2 separate regions of the Homo sapiens genome follow, and region 1 is linked to region 2. A link is a contact called in ENCODE Hi-C or POLR2A ChIA-PET data. All regions are on one chromosome and are shown on one strand. The core of a region is the stretch at or near the end of the contact, and the rest is flanking DNA. Distances in the headings are between cores, read along the strand shown.

Region 1 (7,593 bases), core at 3,829-6,328, 36 kb after region 2:
ATTGCGGGCATATGCCACCACACCTGGCTGGTTTTTGTGTTTTTGGTAGCGATGGGGTTTTGTCATGTTACCCAGGCTGGTCTTGAACTCTTGACCTCAAACAATCCACCTGCCTTGGCCTCTCAAAGTGCTGGGATTACATTTGTTTTATGTCATTTATTTCTTTTCCATGCCTTTTTGCACTAGCTAGAACTTCCAACGCCGTTTTTTGTTGTTGTTGTTTTTGGTTTTGTTTTTGAGATAGTCTTGCTCTGTCACCCAGACTGGAGTGCAAATGGCGTGGTCTCGGCTCACTGCAAACTCCGCCTCCTGGGTTCAAGTGATTCTCCTGCCTCAGCCTCCTGAGTAACTGGGATTACAGGTACCTGCTACCACGCCTGGCTAATTTTTTTGTATTTTTAGTAGAGACGGAGTTTCAACATGTTTGCCAGGCCGGTCTTGAACTCCTGACCTCAGGTGATCCACCTGCCTCGGCCTCCCAAAGTGCTGGGATTACAGTCCAGTACAGTTTTAAATAGGACAAATGAAAAAGGGAATCCTTGCCTTGTTCCTGATTTTACGGGGGGAGTGGGAGTGTTTTCTGTGATTGGTTCTGTTTTTTATTTTTATTTTTACTTATTTATTTTGAGACGGAGTTTCATTCTTATTGCCCAGGCGGGAGTGGAATGGTGCCGTCTCAGCTCACTGCAACCTCCGCCTCCTTTGTTTAAGTGATTCTGCTGCCTCAGCCTCCCAAGTAGCTGGAATTACAGGCGCCCACCACCACATCTGGCTATTTTTTTTTTTTTTTTGTATTTTTAGTAGAGAGAGGGTTTCATCATGTTGCTCCTGCTGGTCTCGAACTCCTGACCTCAGATAATCCACCTGCCTCAGCCTCCCAAAGTGCTGGGATTATGGGCATGAGCCACCGAGCCCGGCTGTTTTTTTTGTTTTTTTTTTTTTTTTTTTTTGAGACAGAGTTTTGCTCTGTTGCTCAGGCTGGAGTGCCAGTGGCGCGATTTCAGCTCACTCAGGGGTGAGCCACCACACCTGGCCTGTGATTGGCTCTGTTTTTAGTAATTATGTGCAAACCATCTAGAACCAGCTCTGGGCAATGGTGTTGCAATTTCCCTCCCTCCATGCTGGCACCATACCAGCCCCTCTCCAATGGGAGCCCAAGTTGCCAGTGACTGTGGCCAAACTCTCCATTTTTGTCTGTATCCTGCTCTCTTTAGGTTAAAAAGAAGGAAAGAAACATGAAAGGCCATGTGCAATTTATTTTTATAACTCAAGGAGTTTCCCCGACTACCATTTTTTTTGTTGCCAGTGGGTGTGCATATAGAAGAGGAATGCTATATCCTGTCCCTAGAAGTACACATGGTGGTCAGGTATGGTGGCTTATGCCTGTAATCCCAGCACTTTGGGAGGCTGAGATGGGAGGATTGCTTGAGCCCAGGAGTTCGGGACCAGCCTGGGCAACATGGCAAGACCTCTGACTCCACAAAAAAAAATTGTTTTTTTTTTGAGAGAGCATCTCACTCCGTCGCCCAGGCTGGAGTGGTATAATCTTGGCTCACTGCAACCTCTGCCTCTGTCACACACACAAACACACACACACACACACACACACACACACACACACACAAAGAAAAGAAATACAGGCGGTGTTTCAGGGAAGGGAAGGTTCTGCTGGGGTCCTGGAACTGTGACTGATGGCCTCAGGGATGCAGGAATAGGCCTTCTAGCACAGCAGCTAGTAGGCTCCCCCAGGCCATCCGCTGGCGTGTGGAGGTGCAGGACCTGGGGGAGGCAGTCCTCACCCCAGCTAGGCCAAGGGGTAGGGTTTTTAGGTCTGTTTTTAACAGAACTCAGAGCACCAGGTGAAGGTGGAAAGTTGGTAAACTGGGAAAACAAGGTCAGCATCTTACATTTTCTATACTCAGCAGAGTGTGCCATTCCCGGTTTCTGTCCTGAGGCTTTCAGAGGCCACAACAGCCAGGTTTCTTTCCATCTTCCCTCAGTCAGTATGTAGTCATTTAAAATTCTTTGGTTGTTCTGAAGATCCTTTTTTTATGTATAATTTTTACATGAAAGACAGCTGCAAAATGCAAGCCTCAGTAGAGTGGGGGAGTTTTTCAAGGTGAGAAGTCGCTGTTCTCTGCACTGAACAGGGATTGAATTTTCCTTGTCTGATGGTAGCCCATCCCCCTCCCCCGCCGCCCCCCGCAGGGATAACATTCTCAGGAATTTCTCTTGTCCTAGCCCCTTTCATTTCAAAAACAATATTAGTCTTTTGTTTTCCTTTTTCATTCATTTGTTTTTTTACAGCTTTTGTAGAGACCAACCCAAGTAGATGCCAGTGGGTATTAAACAAAAACACACATACCCAGGGGACAAGCCCTCCAGCGGTGAGGAATCTCTGCCATGTTCTCTTCCCTGCTGCCCACGAACATTACGGAGACTCCCTTAGTCTCCCCCTCCTCTTCCCCACTGAGGGGCGGCTTGTGGAGATGGAGGACTCGGGCCCATAGATGCAGACCCACTGTCAAATCCAGCAATAGTTCTCATTCTTCCAAAGCTCGAGTGCCATTTTGAGATGCCCTACCAATGACATGCAGTAAAGGACATAACCTCACAGCCTTTTTAGAAGCATTTTGAATATCTACAGTTGCCTCAATTCACGGGGCATTTCATTCCTCTGATCCAGGTTAGAGTTTTGCTAAATCTGTAGCATCCTGAGTAGCACACTAATTTTTTTTTTAGCACACTAACTTTAACTACATTAGTTGAGTGTAGTTGATACATCTGTGGCCTTGTGTCTATAAAGAGCACACTAGATTGTACCCAGCACTTTTGGATATGACATGCTAATTAGATGTATTTAACTATTCATAGGAAAGTGTATGATAAATGACTGTAATATTTCTAATAAATATATTTTGTTTCTAATTATTTTTTTCTCACTGACATGTATCAATATTTTTTCAAAGTGCCACCCTTAAACTGAGTCTGTTTTCAGACCAGCATCTTCATGCATATATCCTTGTCAGGTCACAGTCTCCACTGCAGCTGCTCTTGCGGGTGGTGCTGGAATTTTCCACAGAGGACTGGGCTCCTGCTGGTTCCTCCGCTGCCCGTGTGCAGCTTTCTTGCTCAGGCCACAGGCTTACGTGAAGATCACCCTTCAAGGCCTACCCAGGACACTGCTGAGCTGTGCAGATGTGCACACGATATGTGCAATGTCATACGTGTGACTAAATGCCAACTGAGACCCCAGAAACCACTCATAGGGGGAATTATGCCAAGATTGAGGAGGCAGGGTGATACTTTTTTTCTTTTTCTGTTTTTTTTTTTTTTTTTTTTTTTGAGATGGAGTCTAGCCCTGTCGCCAGGCTGGAGTACAGTGGCATGATCTTGACTCACTGCAACCTCCACCTCCTGGGTTCAAGCGATTCTTTTGTCTCAGCCTCCCGAGTAGCTGGGACTACAGGCACGTGCCAGCACGCCCAACTAATTTTTGTATTTTTAGTAGAGAACAAGGGGTCACCATGTTAGCCAGGATGGTCTTGATCTCTTGACCTCATGATCTACCTGCCTCTGCCTCCCAAAGTGTTGGGATTACAGGTGGGAGCCACTGCGCCCGGCCACAGATATTTTGTAAATGATTGCTTCCTTACGCCTTTCTAGTTCATGTTTTCTTATACATAGTTACATTTCTTCTTTGCTATACTAAAAATCCCTAATTTTAGTTGGTCAGAGAGAGGGATTTGAGACTGAGCTCCCATCTCCTCGGCTGCAGCATCTGATTAAAGCCTTCTTCCTTTGCAATACTCATCTCAGTGATTGGCTTTCTGTGGGTGAGCAGCGCAGGATCTAGGCTGAAGCCCTGAGGCTTCAGTGACAAAATCTGTTTTTCATAATGCTATCTGTCTTAATTGTCCTCAAGAATTAGTATTTGAGTGCTCTCTAGATTCTCCTTTGTCACCCTTCCTTCCTTTCTTTCTTCCTTTCTTCCTTCCTTCTTTCCTTCTCTTTGCTTCGTTCTCTCCTTCCTTCTTTTCTTTCTTTTTTTGAGACGGAGTCTTGCTCTGTCGCCCAGGCTGGAGTTTGGTGGCACGATATCAGCTCACTGCAACGTTCACCTCCCGGGTTCAAGAGATTCTCCTGTCTCAGCCTCTGGAGTAGCTGGGACTACAGGCACGCGCCACCACGCCCAACTAATTTTTGTATTTTTAGTAGAGAGGGTTTCACCATGTTGGCCAGGCTGGCCTCAAACTCCTGACCTCAAGTGATCTGCCCGCCTCAACCTCCCAAAGTGCTGGGATTACAGGTGTGAGCCACCGCGCCTGGCCGTCACTTTTCTTCAATCTCACTGGTGCTCGCGGGCTGAAGGGTCAGGACGGACTAGAGGCGAGCAATCCTGGTGGCACCAGGCGTTCCCCGACCCGCCCGGGTCGCCAGCTGCACGGACCCTGGGCAGATGCGCGCAGCGGCTGCGGCACACGGCGGGGAGCGGCTGCTTGGCCCCATCCTAAGGCAGCAGAATGCCCAGAGCTGGTCCCTGGCTCCAGGCGCAGGCCGAGTAGGAGCTGGGCGGGCAGCGGCGTCGGGCAGGCCCTTCCAGCCGGGCTGACAGGCCGCTCTGACCCAGCCATCTGACTCCGCTTGCGTCCTGGCAGCGCGGACCCTAGGGCAACTTTGCTGCAGTGGCCAAGCCGGGGGCGGAACTGACCCGTACCCCTGAACCGAGCAAGCCTAGGAGCAGGTGCGCCGGCGGCGCTGTGAAGCGGCACTCATGACAGGCAGGCTGGGCACCGCCACCCCGAAACCTCCGAGGGAGGACCAGCCAGCCCAGGTTGGCGCTGGAGCTGCAGCGCCACCTGCAGGCCAAGGAGTCTTTTTCTGGGAGGCTGGAGCTGCAGCGCCACCTGCAGGCCAAGGAGTCTTTTTCTGGGAGGCTGGAGCTGCAGCGCCACCTGCAGGCCAAGGAGTCTTTTTCTGGGAGGCTGGAGCTGCAGATGCAGTGAAGTCACAGGTTCCGTGATGTCACAGGTGGGCAGGCGCACTGGTCTGTAACGGATTGGCTTGGCCTTACCCACGAGGCTTTGCGGTGGCTGTTGGCTTGGCGGTGGTCGCTTGGCTTGGCGTGGCAGTGATCGCTTGGCTTGGCATTTCTGGCTTGGCGGTCCTCCTTTCGCAGATTGGAAACCGCGGGCTATCCTGCTGGGAGGTTGTGGCCGAGGCAGTAGCTCGCTACTGATGGCCTCCTGGGGTGGAGAAAAGCGGGGAGGGGCTGAGGGGTCTCCGAAGCCGGCAGTCTACGCCACGAGGAAGACCCCTAGCGTCGGGAGCCAGGGGGACCAGTGGTACTTGGGCTACCCGGGGGACCAGTGGTCCTCGGGCTTCCCCTACAGCTGGTGGAAAAACAGCGTCGGCAGCGAGAGCAAGCACGGTGAGGGCGCCTTAGACCAGCCCCAGCACGACGTCCGCCTGGAAGATCTTGGCGAGCTCCACAGAGCTGCCCGGTCGGGCGACGTCCCTGGGGTGGAGCACATCTTAGCTCCTGGAGACACTGGCGTGGACAAGAGGGATAGGAAGAAGAGGTAATGGCCAGGCGAAGGATGCGCCGTCCTGTCGGGGACACTGGCTTTCTGGTGCCCGCAGGCCCCACGGCACCCGGGATGGGGAAACGTCAGAGGGGTCAGGGGCCCAGGCCTCTTAGTGAGACGGGATCAAATATAAAGGATTATTACTATTGCAAAAGTGTTGGTCTACTTTACAGGAGTTTTCTTTAAAAATATTGCACTTCCCAACTGTGTTTATCCATTTTCTCAATTTATTCATCAAACATAAGCTGAATACCTATTATACAGCAGACATATTCTACTGTCGCTCAGGTTCCTTCCATCCTTAAGAACTTCATGTTGGCCGAGCTCGGTGGCTCATGCCTGTAATCCCAGCACTTTGGGAGGCCGAGGAGGGCAGATCACGAGGTCAGAAGTTCGAGACCAGGCTGACCAACATGGTGAAACCCCGCCTGTTATGCTTTTGTCTCAGCCTAGACTTAGCTAAGACCTTCATGATAAATTATCCTTTAGGCCCTCGGGGTTCAGTTCAAATAATGTTGCAGAAAGAGAGGAGTTTCCTTTTTTCATTGCTACCAGATCTGTATGCTGAGGACCCTTTTCTTAGATCGTGGAATGTCCCATATTATCCTTTCCCAGATTTGTGGCAGGAAGCCATCACCAGAATTCTGAGTCTCAAGTATGTTAGTTGGATTTAACAGAGCTAAGTCTCATCCATGACTCATGAATATCCATGTATAAAATGAGAGCTTTGGCAGGGTGCAGTGGCTCATGCCTGTAATCCCAGCAATTTGGGAGGCTAAGGTGGGCGGATCACGAGGTCAGGTGATTGAGAGCATCCTGGCTAACACGGTGAAACCCCGTCACTACTAAAAAATACAAAAAAAAAATAGCCGGGCGTGGTGGTGGGCGCCTGTAGTCCCAGCTACTCAGGAGGCTAAGGCTGGAGAATGGCATGAACCCAGGAGGCGGAGCTTGCAGTGAGCCGAGATCGCGCCACTGCACTCCAGCCTGGGTGACAGAGCGAGACTCAGTCTAAAACAAACAAACAAACAAACAAACAAACAAAACTTGCTTCAGCAGCAAACATATACTGAAATTGGAACAAAATGGAGAGAAATTAGCATGGCCCCTGCCTGCATAAGGATGATGCACAGATTTTTGAAGTGGTCCATATTTTGCGCAGTCACTAGAAGTTCATTTGACTATTTGCTGACTAGTTCCAAAGACAGTGTGAGTCAAAGCAAACTGGGTATCACCTAATATTAAAATTGTGATTTTTCACTACAAAAATATGCAGTAAGGTGATCAATGGAGCTGAGTAACACGTGGGATGTTGTGTGCAAATATATTGTCAGTATGTATCTCAGAAATGAGAGAATGTCAACTTGCATGTCTTTCATGGAACTGAAAAAGAAAAGTAGCATTTTGTTTTCCATGTCAGTTGGAGATGAACATGGGGATTGAGCATCCTTCTAACAAAGATCTGCCGATTCAGAGTTTGAGTCTGTATGGAACAGTAGTCCAAGCTAGGTCTTGACATCTATTAGCTTTCTCCCCTTGGCGTGATTGATGAGCTCAGTAATAGTGGACAGTGTTGTTATCTAGTTTGATGAAATAATATATTTATAAGTAAATTTAGTTACAAACTATGAACTAGCTGTGATGCCCCAAATTATAAGCCACAAAGAATAGAACTAATAAAACTAGAACTTAATAACAGTTTTGGAAAACTGCAACATTTGAATATTAGAACCTCTGGAAAAATACACATTGGGTTTTATTTGTGATTCCAAAACCATTTCCTCAATAAAGCTCAAGAACAAATTATTTCATTGCTTCACTGTTTCTCTGAGCATTTACAAAACGTTTTCTTGTTAAATCTTTAACAACCTAGTGAAATAAGGCAGTAAAATCCTTGCTTTTTAGAAGAATACATTGAGCCTAAGAGAAGCAACTTGTCAGAGAATAAATAGCTGCTGGTAATAGAGCTAGGACGCTTTCCATTATGCCAAGCTAATGTGAGTTA
Region 2 (6,799 bases), core at 3,657-6,156:
ATTAAAATCTCACTTGTAATTCAGTACCAGCTTAAATCTAACTATCCTTATGAACTTTCTATGACCAGTTTAGCCCACACTATCATCCCATTTCTTTCTTTACATAGCACTCATCTTTATCATACCGATAAGCAACTACTGTTCACCCAAATAATGTAATTATTACTTTTGTACATTTTACCTCAATGAAACTGTAAATTCCCTAGAGCCAAGCACTGTCTTAAACATATTCTCTCAATGTAATCTATTAAATCTAATCACTTCTTAATGAGTAGAAAAGAGATCACTGAGAGTGGCACAAGGGGAATGGTTCCTGTGAATCAGGGCTGGGGTATGTGTTTGTGTACATATATTTTCCCCATAATTTCCTATATAAAATTTTCCAATTGAAAAATATTCCATTTTGCTGTCCCACAAATAACTAAAATTTCCTGGGAACAATACAAATTTAATATCAAAATTAAAGATGCCTGTCATAACTAACGACAGCTCAGATATTTTTTGAAAGATCATGTGTCCTGATATTTGGTTAAGTAAGTATAGTGAATCGTCCCATAGTTTACTACCCTTACTGTGAACCCAATTTTCATGGGTCTATTTAGTTGAGTTCCCAGAAGGGGTGTCGGGGGAAGTAGAGAAGTCGCAAGCCTTCAGGCAAAGTAAACATGCTCTCAAACCAAGATAGTAGGTCAAAAACAGGGAATCCCAACTTACCAGGCGTCCAACTGAGAAAAACACAGCAGCCATAATCTCTCCCTCTGGTTTCCCCTCTCTGGAAAGAGTGGAGTCTTGCAAAGACATACCTAAGGAAGAGAAATAAGCCATGGAAACCAATCCTGCCTGGGGAATTTCAGACTCACCAAGTTGGAATCCTGACATACAAGTGAGCATGACCTCCCTAAGGAAGCACAAGAGTAACCCTTAAGATCAGTGAGGGACAAAGACCCTTGCTCCGGCAGAGCTCAAGATTTTAGCACTGTTAACTATAGTCACAACTAACAGGCTAGCCATTGTACAAGGAGGTTTTAAAATACTTTCTCATTTTATTTTCACATCAACCTAGTAGGAATAATATTCCCATTCCATAGATGAGGAAACTGAACCTAAAAAAATTAAAGTACCCAAGGCCATGCAGATACATGACCCCAAATCAATCTAATTCCAAAGCCCATACCTTTTCCACTGAATCAACATGCTGTGTGAAGTACGAAAAAAAATACTTCAGTCTTTCTTTGCCACAATCACTTACTCATCTAACAATTAAATATTCTAAGAATCTCCTTTTCTTGCCTTTCCCACGAAGAGTCTATTTCCTAACATTTTCAGAGATCTGTTTCATGTAAAGAGAACACTACGACTTCAAAATTTAAATGATATTGGAAATCTTGATTTACCCCTCCGAATCTGATATTCAAATAGATCTTTATCCTTTCTATATCAGGCAAACTTAAACAAAAAGGAAGCAGGTATAATAATAATAATAATAATAATAATAGAAGAGACATGAAATTCAGTGCACAAAGCATTAAGCTATAGTCTTTTTATATTGAAAAAAAAGTATATACCTAATAAAAGTTTTATCCTATGGAGCAACAGGGTGGCAGAGATCTTTTCCAGGGATGCTTGGGCCCTGCTTTTCTACCTTTGGCTAATGATATGTATGGCCTTGCTGAGGCTGAGTTTGGTTCAAGAACCAGGAGTGCCTGATGTAGGATATCAAACAGTACAGATTGTCAATATAAATTCTTCTAGGATGGTAATACTAGCCTCATGAATCTTTATTCATGAGGGCAGTGACATAATAAGTATTAAGTTTTTGTACAAAAAGTGTTATAAGCAATTATATGGTCCTGCAAGTAGGGCCTTTGTTATGCTTAAACATGTGGAATCTGCTCCTTCCCTGAATGTGCACCTTGCTTCTCATAACGTTCAGTAGCTTTGCTCAATAAACATAGCAGAACTTAATCTAACCTTACAGTGTCTAACAATCAGAAGCTCATCTGAAAAGATACTTGAAGTACTTAACCATTATTCTCTGAAAAACAAGAATATATAAAGCAAGGTTATCAAGAATGCAAAGAATATTAGAGATATAAAAATTAACTAGATATGGGTATACTGAAACATATACTGTCAGATTAATGTATTAACTCAAGGAGGAGACCAGGGTTAGTTAAATCAAGAAAATATGTAAATATCTTGGCTGGGCATGGTGGCTCATACCTGTAATCCCAGCACTTTGGGAGGCCGAGGCGGGCAGAGCACCTGAGGTCAGGAGTTTGAGACCAGCCTGGCTGACACGGTGAAACCCTGACTCTACTAAAAAATACAAAATGATCAGCCAGGTGTGGTGGTGCACGCCTGTAGTCCCAGCTACTCGGGAGGCTGAGGCACTAGAATTGCTTGAACTTGGGAGGTGGAGGTTGCAGTGAGCAGAGATTGTGTCACTGCACTCCTGCCTGGGCGACACAGCGAGACTCCATCTCAAAAAAAAAAAAAAAAAGTGAGTATCTTAAAAATGTAGAGTGACCTGTTTCATGACACTGGGGCTTTCCTAGGCACAATGAAAAGGTTTTGGTGGAAGAGAAACAATGAGAAGTTGAGGGAGGAAAGCGGTACAGTGTGGAGATAAAAGAGGTAAAGAAAGAATAGTCTGAGGGGATTCCTGTATTGAAGCCTCAAGGTAACCAGTAAGTGGTTTTGCCTTATGCCAGTGTTTCTCTAGATTTTTCTGTCATAGAGCCTTTTGCAAATCTAATGAAAATTATGACTCCTCTCCTGTTTTCTAATGAAAACGCCACATGTATAACTAGAGGGGTCTCAAATCTGAGAATGCAAAAAACTCACTGGATATGCTTATTAAAAAGGAAATTATTTGGCCCCATCCAAGATCAAAATCAGGATCTCTAGATGTGAGGCACAGAAATATACAGCTTGAACAAGTACACCTTAAGAAATATTTAGTTTAATATAATGTTAACATGTTAATTATATAATGTTAAATTATATAATGTTTTAGTTTTAGTGTAATATTTTAAGAAATATTGCCTGTTACACAATAGGGATTCTGAAGGGTGAAGGAGTGGGAGGGGGGTGGAGAATAAGGAATTACTTAATGGGTATAATGTACGTTATTCTAGGGACAGATACCCTGAAAGCCCTGATCTCACCACTACACAATCTATGCATACCAGTAAATCTTAATTTTTGGGGGGGTACGGACCCATCTGAGAATCTGACCTTGTCCACAAAATAATGCACATGCATATATGATGTTGCATATTACTTCAGAGAGCTTGAAAACTGACTCTCCCTCCCAAGCCCATACACTGACCCCCAAGTTTTACAAGGTTGCAAAGAAAAAAAATGAGCCAAGAATATTGCCCCATCCCGCAACCCCCGAACACTAAAGCAGACCTACAAAGAGCAACATAAGGCATTTTCAATTCCGAAGGTCTAGAGTAATGGTTTTCTGCATCTTTAACATTTATCAAGAGTGAGCTGAGTCATCATTTTTAAAATATTTGTAAATATTAATAAACTCTTTGGCAATACTTTATGTAGATTATGTAGATTATGCTCGTAACATATGTTTAACAACCAAACTACAATAAATCCCTTGTTTTATTTTATAATTAGAATAAACAATATTTAACATTTAATATATTCAGCTTGATCTCAATTGTGCAAATGTAATGCATAGAAAAAAAGACTGAGTAACCCAAAACTCTACTGAGACCTCTGAGACCTGGGGCTGTGATGTTTACCCTTCTTTCTGCTTTTCTGTACTCTCCAAGCAGACAAGAAGAAGTATCTACCTATACATAGGAGTGTGGAATAGGAATAAAATCCCAGAGTGGCTGGCCACATCCCCAGGTTCTAACCCTGCTTTGGCTACCGTAAAACTGTGACCACAGGCAAGTCACTTGAGCACAACGAATCAGCTATTAGTACATGACAGTAGCCACCTTATATGTTTCTACTGTCCCCTTTGTCATTATGCAGAAGATATCTAGGCCACTATTCCCCAGTTATAATTTCCCTATTTACAAGCTCTGTCTTTCCAACTATTGCAAACGTATCCAGAGACTTAAGGAGAAACTTTACTTGTTTTGCTTCCTTGGCCAGTGCAGTTATTTAGAAATAATGAAGGGTCCATGTTTTTGCTGAGAATCTCAGCGCCATGTACCAGTCCAGCATTTCCCAACCAATGCAATAATACCATTGTCATGTCAGGGAGTGACAAGTGATTAAAAGGTGATTACAGTATTTGAAATGTGACATTTCAGGAAAAGCTGCCTCGGTTACTGAGTAGCGCAGGTCCCCCGATGTGGAACCTAGTTCCATCCCTGCCAGTTCAGAAGCCAGAGCGGATATGCTCCTGCCAACCTCGCCTTCTTTCCCTAACTGCTCTCCTCTACCCACTTCGGGTATGCCCTCCTCAGGGCCTGCAAGGCGCGGGGCTGGGAAGACCGGGAAAGTCGGGTCAGGGGCCCGCCCGCCCTACTCGACTCCCTGCGCCCTGCGCCCGGCTCTTTTTAACCCCAGCGCCGCCAGGCCCGCAGGGAGGGGGTTCCCGGGTTTGGACCCGGACTAGGAGGCCGCATAGGGCACGCGGCCCTACCTGTGAGGGAGGCCAGCTGGAGACTGAACCCACACTCGGGAAGGAGGCCCAGCCCCAATCGCCTCTCAGGAGTGGGCGGGTCCGCTCAGGGACAGGGGCTCTAGAGGGAACGGCCACGCCCCGGACGCCGCCGGGAGCCAAGCGCCAAGGGAGGGGCGGCGGGCAACCGAGGCCAGGCGCCCGGGACAACGAGTACCTGGCGGCCGAACTGAGGACAACTGAGGGAACTCGCAGAGCAGGGCGGGAACGCTTCCAGCAATGGCGGCGGCTCGGCGGTGCCGGCCTCCAGGCAGGGCATTGCGCCTGCGCAGCCGGAGCGTCGGAACTACAGTGCCCAGAATCCTCAGCGCCTGAGCCCCCCGCCCCTTTTGTCTGCGTTAGTGAAGGAATTGGCTCTTCGAGGGTGAGAAAAAATTCCAATTGGATACACTTCTGTTGAGAAGCCTTGACTATGTGTCAAAAGCAATAGCACTAGAGATACAAATAATGACACAACCCTTGTCTTGGAACATTTAGGTGCGACTAAAGAAAGCCGTCGAGAGAACAGATAGATGTGATCCAGACAAATATGTGAACAAGTGCTTGGAAACACATATTTCTGAACAATTCCCTTTATGACAATTCCCTCAGAGTTGGAAGAGACAACAATTGATGACTATAATGCCAATTAAGTAGAATGGATATGAATGTCTGAAAATAAGCTGGAAATTTTAAGGCCAAAATTCTTCGAAATACAAAGAAAAAACCTTTCTGAAGACAAATAGCTGTAGAAGTTCTCCTCAATGCATACAAATGATAATTCTTAAAACACAATGACTGAAAGTATTTATTTGCAACAAATTTATTTGACCACTTATTCAAGGGCTGCTCGTCCAAGAGCTATATTAAGGTCTATTTACTTTATCCCTACCAAAGGCGGTATTTTTTGAGGATAGAAACTACATCTCATGGAGTTTATCACTCAGAGTGCCTACTTAGGAGACTGCTTGCATACTGAATGAAACGAAGGAAGAATGAATGAATAATTTGGGACCCCACCTCCCAACACACTTCCACATATCGAAATGCACACGGAATGAGGTACATCTTCTAAGGAGAGTGGCATTGAAGAGTAATCAAAACAACAGGATATTCACAGGAGGACTGGAATAAAACGAAATTTCCAGTGAAAAAGATTACTCAAAATATTTATTCAATACACTCTGAAATTAGAAACTAAGCAAATGTCTTTTGGAGATCCCAGTTCCCTCACATTCCCCACAGATGAAGATGAGCCAAACAGAAGTCCAAAACTTAAACATTACAAAACAAATAATAAAATAAGACACTGTGACTGAAAATCAGCACAAACAATAAACGGCAGAAATATATCCCCCAAAACTTCAGAGGCAGAGCTCATTTGATTAAAAATTTAAAATTATTACATTTAAAATGTTTAAGGACATGATAGATGGAATTAAAAACATTATCAACAAACAACAGAATGTAAAATAAGCCACCAGGAAAGTTTAGAGAAACATACACATTTCGTTAAACTATTAAAAAAAAATGTTTAACACAATATTTAGGGTAGATTATTACTTCTACAGGGATAAAGTCCAGGAAAGACAGACACACAGGTGACTTCAAAGGTATTGGTAGTGTTTTATTTCTTAATTTTGGTAGGAGTACACTGTTCAATTTGTAGTGATATTTGTTATAGGCAATTTTGTGTGCATTTTATATTTAGTAATTTTTAAACTCTTAAAGAACTCTTCTGTGAAGGAAGAAACTAATGCTTTTTGGCTTCAAATAATAAACCAATGGTTAAAAGTTACTTGAAGATAGATTTTGATTCAGATTGTATAACTTTATGCTAACAACGAACAGCTTTAGAAAATAGAGTAGGCTACCTTGTGCAATAATGAATTTGAATTCTTTGGAGAAGTTCAGGCAGAGATTAGATGAATCCTTGCTTAGAATTTTTAAATGTCCTCTTGGGAATTTGATTGCATGACCTGCAAGCTCTCTTCCACATAAGCATTTTGTGTTTACATGAATATTCCTTTCATTACATTTATTTTTCCTCCCATTGGGCCAGGTAATGAATAGATTTGTATCATCATAATGTGTTATGGAATACTTAGGAATCAGTGACATTAAGGGATGACTTCGTCTGGGAAGAGTGGAACTTAA

Evidence for each region. A loop is a pair of places that touch in the nucleus more often than their neighbours do. ChIA-PET counts read pairs that join two places held with the same protein, here RNA polymerase II (POLR2A). Pooled maps may share reads with other maps.
Region 1: a pooled map shows a loop between it and region 2 (2.5-fold over the local background). The contact joins the promoter of CCDC144A here to the promoter of ZNF624 in region 2. A Hi-C loop is called at or near these places in 1 of 168 maps with a recorded cell type or tissue (HCT116) and 1 of 50 pooled maps. POLR2A ChIA-PET finds 5 or more read pairs at or near these places in 1 of 52 experiments (OCI-LY7).

The regions. Positions count from the first base shown.
Region 1 is chr17:16,685,163-16,692,755 of GRCh38, forward strand. CCDC144A (coiled-coil domain containing 144A) reads left to right here and starts at 5,079. Exons shown (of 17, transcript NM_001382000.1): 1 at 5,079-5,582. The coding sequence starts at 5,239. It also overlaps the pseudogene RNU6-405P. RefSeq lists enhancers at 1,781-2,281, 4,069-4,972.
Region 2 is chr17:16,648,944-16,655,742 of GRCh38, forward strand. ZNF624 (zinc finger protein 624) reads right to left here and starts at 4,907. Exons shown (of 6, transcript NM_020787.4): 1 at 4,821-4,907; 2 at 715-803. The coding sequence starts at 801. It overlaps LOC124903934 (a long non-coding RNA gene), which reads left to right and starts at 4,949. Exons shown (of 4, transcript XR_007065639.1): 1 at 4,949-5,027; 2 at 5,141-6,255; 3 at 6,705-6,799. RefSeq lists an enhancer at 4,151-4,661 and a silencer at 4,617-4,816.